Linked DNA regions of Mus musculus: region 2 is linked to region 1. A link is a loop called in an ENCODE intact Hi-C map of the cell type or tissue named here. Cell type or tissue: heart. All regions are shown on one strand. Links, peaks and the distances in the headings refer to the core of each region. The heading gives the core; the rest is flanking DNA.

What was found. Peaks named below come from ENCODE experiments on the same cell type or tissue, not always from the same donor. Only the 100,000 strongest peaks of a DNase experiment are listed, where the experiment ranks them.
Region 2: a loop joins it to region 1, with 2.2 times the contacts of the local background. A loop is called at or near these places in 2 of 42 quality-filtered maps.

What each region holds. Positions count from the first base shown.
Region 1 is chr7:16,735,198-16,740,572 of GRCm38, forward strand. It overlaps Ap2s1 (adaptor-related protein complex 2, sigma 1 subunit), which reads left to right and starts at 3,247. Exons shown (of 5, transcript NM_198613.2): 1 at 3,247-3,341. The coding sequence starts at 3,339. In heart, for the core only: no CTCF peak of the experiment used is centred there; DNase peaks (open chromatin) are centred at 2,754, 3,124, 4,331 and 4,431; H3K4me3 peaks cover 2,233 bases; H3K27ac peaks cover 1,550 bases.
Region 2 is chr7:16,385,743-16,391,117 of GRCm38, forward strand. It overlaps Sae1 (SUMO1 activating enzyme subunit 1), which reads right to left and starts at 2,154. Exons shown (of 9, transcript NM_019748.3): 1 at 1,899-2,154. The coding sequence starts at 2,008. In heart, for the core only: a CTCF peak has its summit at 2,259; a DNase peak (open chromatin) is centred at 2,119; H3K4me3 peaks cover 2,118 bases; H3K27ac peaks cover 1,535 bases.

The DNA of each region.
Region 1 (5,375 bases), core at 167-5,166:
CAAAGGTGTGTTACTGGGAAAGTGAGGCAAAAAGTACAGGAGAGCCATGGAGTAAATACGGACAACATGGTGGGGGCGGGAGCCTGGCTGCCTCTGCTATGGGGCTGCTTATGATGAGGGTGCTGGCTCTTCTATTAGGAACATATTTACTTATTTATTTTATTTATTTACTTATTTAATGAGTATACTGCAGCTGTCTTCAGACGCAGCAGAAGAGGGCATAGGATTCCATTACAGATGGTTGTGAGCCACCGTGTGGTTGCTGGGAGTTGAACTCAGGACCTCTGGAAGAGCAGTCAGTGCTCTTAACCACTGAGCCATCTCTCCAGCCCCACTGGACCACGCATCTTAAACTCCCCGTCCAGCTTCATCAAAACTAGAAGGAAAGCAATAGAAGAGCAGCTGGCAGGCCAGAGTACCAACCGCTTTCTGCAGGACATATTCGTAAGTGATGTAGACGAAGAGAAAGGGAGGAGACAGGACCAATTACTAGGTTTATCCGCTTGTTCAGTGGTTCACTTAAAGTGCTGTCTGTACTGCTTAATTAGTAAGTGTGACATCACTCACCACCTGGGACAGAATAACCTGGAGACACAGCTCAAACAACCTGGGTGGTTGCCCTGCCACTGAAGCCACACAGGCTTCCCTAAAACTCTCCCTCCACTGCCCCACCTTGTGGCTTTAGGGTATAAAATGAGAATACCAACCAGACCTGGGAGGGAAACCTTCCTGCAGCTCACCTGCTTAGGTCCACCAGGGCTCTCTTCCATGCTCATTGGTGCTGGGGCTTATTCCAGGAAGAGCCCCACACGCACAAGGACATTCTCCCCTTGCTTTTCTCTTTACATCTTTTAAATTTATCCTCTGTGCTTCTGTGTGTATGTTAGTGCTGTGTGTGTGTTAGTGTGTGTTAGTGTTGTATATGTGTTTGTGTGTGTGCATGTGTTTGTGTGCATGTGTGTGTGAGAGAGTGTGTGTGTGTGTGCATGTGTGTGTGTGAGTGTGTGTGTGCATGTGTGTGTGTGTGAGAGAGAGTGTGTGTGTGTGTGTGAGTGTGACACAAGGACTTTCTCTCCTTACTTTTCTCTTTACATCTTTCAAATTTATCCTCTATGTTTCTGTGTGTGTTTGTGAATGTACGTTAGTGTTGTGTATGTGTTTGTGTGTGTGCATGTGTGTGTGCATGTGTGTGAGTGTGTGCATGTGTGTATGTATGTGAGAGAGAGAGAGAGAGAGAGAGAGTGTGTGTGTGTGTAAATCAGAGGACAACACAAGGACTTTCTCTCCTTACTTTTCTCTTTACATCTTTCAAATTTATCCTCTATGTTTCTGTGTGTGTTTGTATATGTATGTTAGTGGTGTTTATGTGTGTGTGTGTTTGCGTGTGTGTGTGTGTGTGTGTGTGTGTGTGTGTGTATGCGTGAGAGAGAGAGAGTTTGTGTGTACGTCAGAGGACAACTGGAGAGGGCAACTGGAGAGAGTCAGTTCTCTCCTTCCTCCATACAGGTTCTAGTGATTGAACACAGGTCATCGTCAGGCTTGGCAGCAGTTGTCTTTATCCACTGACCTATTTGCCTCGTTCAGGTTTTAGAATTTTGAGACAAAGTCTGACTCTGTAGTCGAGGCTAGCCAGAGAGTCCCTATATAGTACAGGATAGCCTTAATCCATACCAGTACACTTCCATGGATTTACAGACACTGTGTCTAGCCCAATTCCTATCTTTATTTTATTTTATGTACATATGTAGTTATATTTATGAGAAAACCTACATCCCTAAGCTCAACTAAATAGAGCACTGCGTAAGCATAGAAAGGCAGTTAGTTACATTTTTAGGTCCACAGCGTAATGACTTGTTTAACACTATTTCTGCTGGGCATCAGTGGTGCATACCTTAAGTCCAGGTAAGCAGATCTCTGAGTTCAAGTCCAGCCTGGTTTACAGAGTGAGTTCCAAGACAGCCAGGACTACATAAGAAACCATGTCTCAAAAGTAAAATAAAATAAAATAACCTACTTTTCCTAAGACTGGTGTGGTGGCATATGCCTATACTGTAGCCCCTTTGGTGGCAGAAGCTGCAGGATCAGGACTCCAACTGATCCTCCCCTACAAGGCTAGTCCTAGGCCAGTCCGGGATACATAAAACCCTGAGCTTAGGGGCTGGTGAGATGGCTCAGCGGTTAAGAGCACCAACTGCTCTTCCAAAGGTCCTGAGTTCAAATCCCAGCAACCACATGGTGACTCACAACCATTGGTAACGAAATCTGATGCTCTCTTCTGGAGTATCTGAGTACAGCTACAGTGTACTTACATATAATAAATATTTTTTTAAAACCCGAGTTTAAAGGAAAAAAAAAATCACTGGAGGGAAGAGTGAAACATGCCTTCTGAACGTGACAGAGATGATGCCAAACCTTACAGCAGCTGGGAGTTACTGCTCAAGGCCTGTAGGAGACCAGGCCCATCAGCATTTCACCACAGGTGGGCACGGATTGAGATGCTGGAGAGAAGACTCAGTGTTTAAGAGCTTTTGCTACTCTAGCAGATTCGGCTCCCAAACTCCAGTTCCTAGGTTCTTATGCTGTCTTCCACCTCTGTGGACACTGCAGGCATACTATAGACTTACCTACATGCAGGTGAGAACTCAAATACATAAAATAAGCAAAAAATTAAAAACCAGTCGCCGAGGGTGCGAGGGTCATATTCCCAGTAGTGTATTCTGTTAAAAGATGCCCATGCCCAAGTAAGTAACGCTCACATCCGCAACCCCAGATCAATGCCGTGGGTCACACGCTCCGCAAGAAAAACATACATGAAAAAAGGAACACTTTGGGGAAGAAAGGGTTTTGGTGGAGGAGAAAGAAGTAAGCTAATAATAATGGGGAAATATTATCAAAGCACATTATATGTTATAATTTAAAGCAAAGTTGAAAAGAAAAAACTACTATTCCCAGCATGTCCTTGCTGGTAGCTTTGGGATCGAGGAGCACTAGAACCACATTTCCCGAAATGCAACGCTCACTCAGTCTACTTTTAACCTATGGAAATTGTCCTTATTCAGAGTCCTTCATCCACAATGCATTTGGTACTCGCATTTGGCGACTAGGTCTCTTGATAGGAAAAAGGGCAGTCGCAGAGCATGCTGGGAAGGCGTTAGACCGGGGCCACCCTTGCCAACGCGTGCGTTTAAACTACAACTCCCAGAGGGCCGTGCCCGAGAAGGAAGGCGGGTTCTCCTGCCGGAAGTCAGTTCTAGCCCTGGGCCCCACAACTGCAAGCAGAGCCGGAGCCGCCCTGTTACAGCGGGACCCGGGCCTCTGGGGTCCAGACAGGGGTCGCCATGGTAACGGGGGGAGCGTCGTACCGGGGACAGGCAGAGGGGGGTGGTTCACGTACGGTCCCCGGGGTTTCGGTTTGGAGGTGACAAGCTTCCTCCTGCTGCGGATGATCCGGGCCGGGCGCGGGTTCTCGGGATTGGGGTCAGGAATGGGGATCAGGGGCTGGATGCTGCGCTGCGGGGTGTGCTTGTGGTTCCAAGCAAAGGATTTGGAGGGGAAGGAGTGTCCAGGGGAGGGACTGCCTTGGTGGGAGACATTTGGGGGTGATTTTGAAACCACAGAGGCGGGAGAAGATATTGGAGATGAGGAAGGGATGATGGAAAAGAACCAGAGACTCTACAGACAGGGTAGAGAGGGTTCCTTATGAGAAGGAAGGAGCTGGTTTTAAGGAGAGCTAGTGTTGGGGCAAATTGGATATGGCCAGGGTAGATGCTCTCCAGGGGAAGAAGAGGACCCTGGAGGCCGGAAGTTAGCCCCTGTAGGATTAGAGTTAGGCTGCTGCAAGAGGAGAGAGGGCTGTAGCAGTAGAAAGTGGATTCTAGAAGAAAATGGGGAGCAACTGAACAGAATGTTCCACAGAGGAGAGGTCCGGGGTGCAGAGTAGACTTGGAGGCGTCACATTTGAGGAGGGGGAGCTTTGGGAGAAGGGCTGAGCACTGGATTTAGGGGAACCTCCACCTCCAAGACGGGCCTTTTGGAACTAAGAGTTCTTTGGATAGGGACTTGGAGAAGAAGACTTGGGAGGGGGATGTCAGAACAGGAGGTGAGTAGAGGTCTTGGAGGTTCGATGCGACCTTTGTAAAAAGGGAGGCCAGCCTTGGACAGGGAGAAGGGGTGCTTGTAATGAAGGACAGGTGAAGCTTCCCGGAGTCGGGGCCAAAGGTGCTGGGGTCAGGGGGATGGAGGTTACAACGAACAATGTGGGGAGGTGGTCGGGAGGCTCCCTGAGGGTACAGCAGAGGGATGGATGTAGGGACTAGGGGCTGCTCAGATGTGTTCCCAGGAGTGAAACGATTCTCATTGAGGGAAACAGAAAGAAGTATTGGTTGAAGTGGGGTAGGACACAGAGGGCTTAACTCAGCCTTGCTTCCAGCTGTTCTTCCCTTCTGCTCCTGTGCCCACCCCCTTCCCTTCCTGGGTTTCCCTGGCTCAGCAGAAGTAGTTCTTGGAAGGGGCATGTAACATCCTGTTTGTGGTTTTCTGCTTAGGTTGAATAAGGCAGATAGGTTGAGGGAAGAATGAGGCTCGGGAAAGACCATGGAAGCCAGTAAAGAATCCAGGGCTCAGGGTAAAGACTTGGAGGAACTAGCTCTGCTTTCTGGTTGTGATAACTATGGGTCTTAGCTTTGTCATCTGTAAAATGGGCAAGAGCATATATGACTGGACAGACAGGGCTTCAAACTAGGCTTCCCAGCAGGGAACCCTTGAGCCCTGATTTTCCCCTTTCCGTTTCCCCCCTCAGTACCTAGGATTGAACCCCGGTAGAGGATTGAACCTGGGGTCTTGGGCATGCTGCTTGGGTATTTTACCTTCAGCTAAATTTTCAGCCTTGTGGTTTCTTTCTCTCTCCTTCCCTCCTTTCTCTTCCTCCCGTTCTGTGCGCTCTCGAGTTGGCTCTCTCTCTTCTTTCTTCTCTCTCTCTCCCTTTTTGTTTGTTTGTTTGTTTGTATTGAGGATGAAACCCAGGGCCTTGTACATGGTTGTAAGTCTAGTACATCTCCTGCCACTGAACTACATCTCTGTCTTTCCTGTTTTTTTATTCTCATTTTACGTTACGTATGTAGAGGTCAGAAGTGACTTGCCCAGTCATTCCTCTCCTTCCACCATGTGGATCTCAGGGATCAAACTCAGGTCTTTGGGCTTGTCAACCTGTACCCACTGAACCAGCTCACCAGCAGTTTTGTTTTGTTTTGTTTGTTTTGTTCTCCTTGAGACAGGATCTTGTAGATATCCCAGGCTGCCTTTGAACCTCTAACACCCCCCCCCCCCCATCTTAGCCTTCCTAGTAGCTACAATCACAGATGTGCATCACTGGGTGG
Region 2 (5,375 bases), core at 120-5,119, 350 kb before region 1:
GGTCTCATTATGTAGATCATGTGGCCTAAAGCTCACTGGGAATAAAGGTATATGCCACCATGCCAAGGCCTTGAACTTCTGATCTTCCTGCACTTACCTTTCAAGGGCTAAGATTACAGACATGCACTAACACATCTTGCTTATATGGTGTCTCCCTCCCTCCTCAGCCTCCTGAATACTGGGATTACAATGTCCAGCTTTCTGGTTTGATTGGGGTGTTTATGTAGACCTAGCCTGCCTCTGATAGGATCAAAGCTTGTATCACCATGCCTGACAGTGTTTTTGTTTTTTAAGATTGTATTTATTTACTTATTATATGTAAGTATACTGTCGCTATCTTCAGACACTCCAGAAGAGGGTGTCAGATTTCGTTATGGATGGTTGTGAGCCACCATGTGGTTGCTGGGATTTGAACTCCGGAGCTTCAGAAGAGCAGTCAGGTGCTCTTACTCACTGAGCCATCTCACCAGCCCGTGTTTTGGTTTTTGAGGTTAGGTGTCCCTGTACAACTCACGATGGCATTGAACTACTCTGTACTGAAGATTAACTTTGAGCCCACTCCTCCATCCTCAGCCTCCTAAGTGCTGCAATGTCAGGTGTATGTACGACACTACCCTAGAGCCTTATCACTATGGAACTTTATTATTTATGAATATTGCTCTTAGTCCCCATCAAAACATAAGCTTCAAGTTGGGAAGGAGCCTATTTAGTTCAATAAAAAATGCTCAAGGAGCCCAAGTAAGATGCCTCACCAAGTAAAGTGCTTGTCTCAAATGCCTGGGGGACACCTGGCAACCTGAGTTTAGACCTCAAAAATCTACATAAAGGAACTGACTTCACAAAGTTGTCCTTTGGCATCCACATCAACACCATGGAAAACGTACAGAGAAGTCAAAACATAAAATTCTAAAACCTCTCCCCCAAAAAATGCTCCCCCCAAAAATGCCTAGGGAGCCAATGTGTGATGATGCATGTATTTATCTCAGCACTTAAGACAAGTAAGATCTCTGCAAGTTCAAAGCCAGCCTAAGCTATAAAAACAATTACCTTTGGAGTTTGTTTTGATTTGAGTCAGGATCTCACTGTGGTAGCCCTGGCTGTGTTGGAACTACATAGCTCAGACTAACCTCGAACTCACAGACATACTCCTGCCTCTGCCTCAGGAGTACTAGAATTAAAAATATGAACAACCATATCCCCACAAAATATAATTTATAACTTGAATATGTTAAGGAAGCCAGGCGTGATGGCACGTGCCTTTTTAATCCCTGTACTCATTCGGGATGCAGAAGCAGGCAGATCTCTGAGTTTGAGATCGTCTACAGAGCGAGGCCCAGGACAGCCAGGGCCACAGAGAGAAACCTGGTCTGGGGGAAGGGGAAAGAAAAACAAACAAACAAACAAACAACCCAACGTCTGTAGCTGTGTGCTGAATAAATTGGGCCACTCTGCGCCTCTCCAGGGGTCCCTTTGTCAGGACTTGCCCTCAAGCACTCCTCTAGAGGAGCCTGTGGGGTTTGTCAAGTCCCCAGGGCGTCCAACACAGGTTCCCATGCATAGAAATTAATGAGCTCAGCCCGCCACCCCCCTATTTTGCACTAATGCTCACCCCACTTAGACCCTACAAGCCTCACCTAAATCCCACCATCACCAGGTACTGACACCGAGGGAGCCTCAAGTTCAAATCCTCCCTCTCCCCCGCCTCCTCCAAGGACACTCTCAATACTACACAGGGGACATCTCCACCTCCGGTACTTTGCAGAAACACCGTCCATTCGTCAGTTCTGAAGCACTAGGAAACCCAAGTGCAGCAATCCCGCCTCCGCTCCACAACAGGGCCGCACCCACTCCCTCAGGGCCCACACGCCGGCCCGCAGGATGCCCGCGGCGCCCCTCACCGCTTCTGGGCCTCCAGTCCCCACAGGCGGATCTGTCGGTCATACTGCGCTGCCTCCTCCTCGCTGATGCCACCGCCGCCGCCGCCGCCAGCCTCCTCCTTCTCTACCATGGCGCCGGCTTTCAGCTCACCCGCTCCCGCTCTCGCTAACCGCCAGCAGCGAGTCCGTGCACCGGGGACGCGCTTGCGCCTGCGCAGAGAGCCGCGCCTGCGCAGTGCCACCTCCGTGCTTTGCGGGAGACCACGTGGATACCGAAGACTCCAAGGCCCGCTCGCTGCCCCATCACGTGATGGAGACGCCAATCAATCCCGGAGAGGAAAAAGAAAAAAAAAGAAAAGTGGCGGGTGTTTTGATTCCTCGAGGATGTCCACGCGGTCATTTATGAAGCGGATCTGGATCGAGTTGTCACCGGGATTCCAGCATCGATGGTGTGGTGAAATAAAGATACTACTTTAAAATAACAACACATGGAGCTCACTACCTATTGAGGCGAAAAAAATAAAACAAAAGAAAGCTAGACTTTCCTCCTGGACAGAAAAAGAGGAAGGACTCCTCTCTGCCCTCTCCTCTCCTGACACATTCTCAAATCCTTATGTAAGATGCAAGACTCAAATTGATCATGGTGGGCTATGCCTGTAATCACAGCTTTTGGACAAAAATAAGTGAAAGGAATCAAAAGTTAAAGGCCAGCCTGGGTTACATGAGATCCTGTTAACAGAAGCAAACCTAAATTTATGAGCTCGTGCCTGTAATCCCAGCATTCATGCCTTCACAAGGCTGAAGTAGGAGAATTACTACGAATGAGATCCTGTCTCAAAACCGTCAAGGACTGAAAAGATGGCTCAGTAAAGTGCTTGCCTGAGTTTAATATCTATATTCCTATTTAAAACAAAAACAAAACAAACAAACAAACAAATTTGTAGTGCAGATTTGTAATCCCAGCACTTGGGAGAAGGTTTTCTGGGCCTTGCTCAGACCCACACTTATCTAACCAACAAACCCATATCCCAATGAAGATATCCTGGGTCAAAAACCAAGGCTGATGCTGGGTGATGATGGCTGCCCAGAGCTTTAATCCCAGCACTCTGGAGGCAGAGGCAGGAAGATCTCTGAGTTGGAGGCCAGCCTGGTCTACAGAGTGAGTTCCAGGACAGCCAGGGCTATATAGAGAAACCCTGTCTCAAAAAACAAAAACAAACAAACAAACAAACAAACAAAAAAGAGTTCAAAGCTGGGGCTGGAGAGATGGCTCAGTGGTTAAGAGCACTGACTACTCTTCCAGAGGTCCTGAGTTCAATTTTCAGCAACCACCTGGTGGCTCACAACCATCTCTAATGGGATCTGATGCCCTCTTCTGGTGTGTGTTTGAAGACAGCTACAGTGCACTCACATAAATAAAATTAATAAATAAATCTTTAAAAAAAGAGAGAGAGTTCAAAGCTGGGGCTGGCGAGATGGCTCAGCAGTTAAGAACACTGACTTCTCTTCCAAAGGTTCTGAGTTCAAATCCCAGCAACCACATGCCCTCCTCTAGTGTGTCTGAAGATAGCTACAATGTACTAAGATATAATAATAAATAAATCTTTAAAAAAAAAAAAACAGAGTTCAAAGCCAGTCTGGACCACATAGCAGGACTCTACCTCAAAAAAAAAAAAAATTAGAATAAATCCCAGTATGGTTACACATGCCTTTAATATGCCTTTAATAGCAGCACTTGGAAGGCAGAGGCAGGTGGATCTGTGAGTTGAGGCTAGGCTGATCTACATAGCAGCTCCAGACCAACCAGTGGACTGCAAATGTGAGGATTTAAATTTGGTTCTTTAGAAAGCCAGATTTGGTAGTCAGCATGTCTTCAATCCCAGCACTCACACCTAGAGATAGGAAGCAAAGACAGACTCCCCCAGCCTGGTATATGCTGCAATGAAAAAGGGATGTGAGCCAGTCGGTGCTCTTAACCGCTGAGCCATCTCGCCAGCCCCAGCTTTGAACTCTCTCTCTCTTTTTTTTAAAGATTTATTTATTAATTTTATTTATGTGAGTGCACTGTAGCTGTCTTTAGACACACACCAGAAGAGGGCATCAGATCCCATTAGAGATGGTTGTGAGCCACCAGGTGGTTGCTGAGAATTGAACTCAGGACCTCTGGAAGAGCAGCCAGTGCTCTTAACCACTGAGCAATCTCTCCAGCCCCAGCTTTGAACTCTTTGTTTGTTTGTTTGTTTGTTTTTGTTTTTCGAGACAGGGCTTCTCTATATAGCCCTGGCTGTCCTGGAACTCACTCTTTAATCCCAGCACTCGGGAGGCAGAGGAAGGCAGATCTCTGAGTTTGAGGCCAGCCTGGTCTACAGAGTGAGTTCCAGGACAACCAGGGCTACACAGAGAAACCCTGTCTTGTAAAACAAAACAAAACAAAACAAAACAAAACAAAACAAAACAAAAAAGGGATGTGGTCTTATTCAAGGTGGGAGATAAAGACTGACACTAGAGGTTATCCTCTGACCTCCACAGGTTGGATGAGACACTGATAAGCTCACATACACCACACACAATATTGTAAATGATAACAACACTTCCTCAACCAATGCTTTTGAAAGCAACCGTAATTAAATATATACAGAGAGAGAGAGAGAGGAGAGAGAGATACACACATTCACACACGCTTTCACATGCACTCACAAATAAAATAATACCAAAAACCTTGGAAGTTAGTGGTTGTTTATTAAAAGAGCAATTGATGGGAGAAGGAAATGGATAGAAGAGGATAATGAGGGCTGGCAACTATGATGGGATAACATTATGTGTATGTATGGAATCGTCAAAAAAATTAAAAATACTTAGCAGGGTAGTGGTGGTGCATGCCTCAGGAGGCAGAGGCATGAGGATCTCTGAGTTTCAGGCCAGTCTGGTCCACAGAGAGCATTCCAGGACAGCCAGGGCTACACAGAGAACACTGTCAAGAAAAGCCAAGAGCTGGAGAGATGGCTCAACAGCTAAGAGCACTGACTACTCTCCCGGAGGTCCTGAGTTCAAATCCCAGCAACCACACAGTAGCTCACAACCATCCATAATGAGATCTGATGCCCCTCTTCTGGTGTGTCTGAAAATAGCTACAGTGTACTTACATATAATAAATAAGTACATCTTTTTTAAAAATGCATGTGTAAGCCGGGCGTGGTGGCACATGCCTTTAATCCCAGCACTCGGGAGGCAGAGGCAGGTGGATTTCTGAGTTCGAGGCCAGCTTGGTCTACAGAGTGAGTTCCAGGACAGCCAGGGCTATACAGAGAAACCCTGTCTCAAAAAACCAAAAACCAAAAACAAAAACAAAAACAAACAAAAAAGCATGTGCACACACACACACACAACTAAAGAAATAAAAACAAATATAATAAAATGATTTCCAAAAGGAATAGAGCTGATGCAATGGTTAGCATTGTCTGTTTTAACAAGATGAGAATGTCACCTAGGAGACAAACC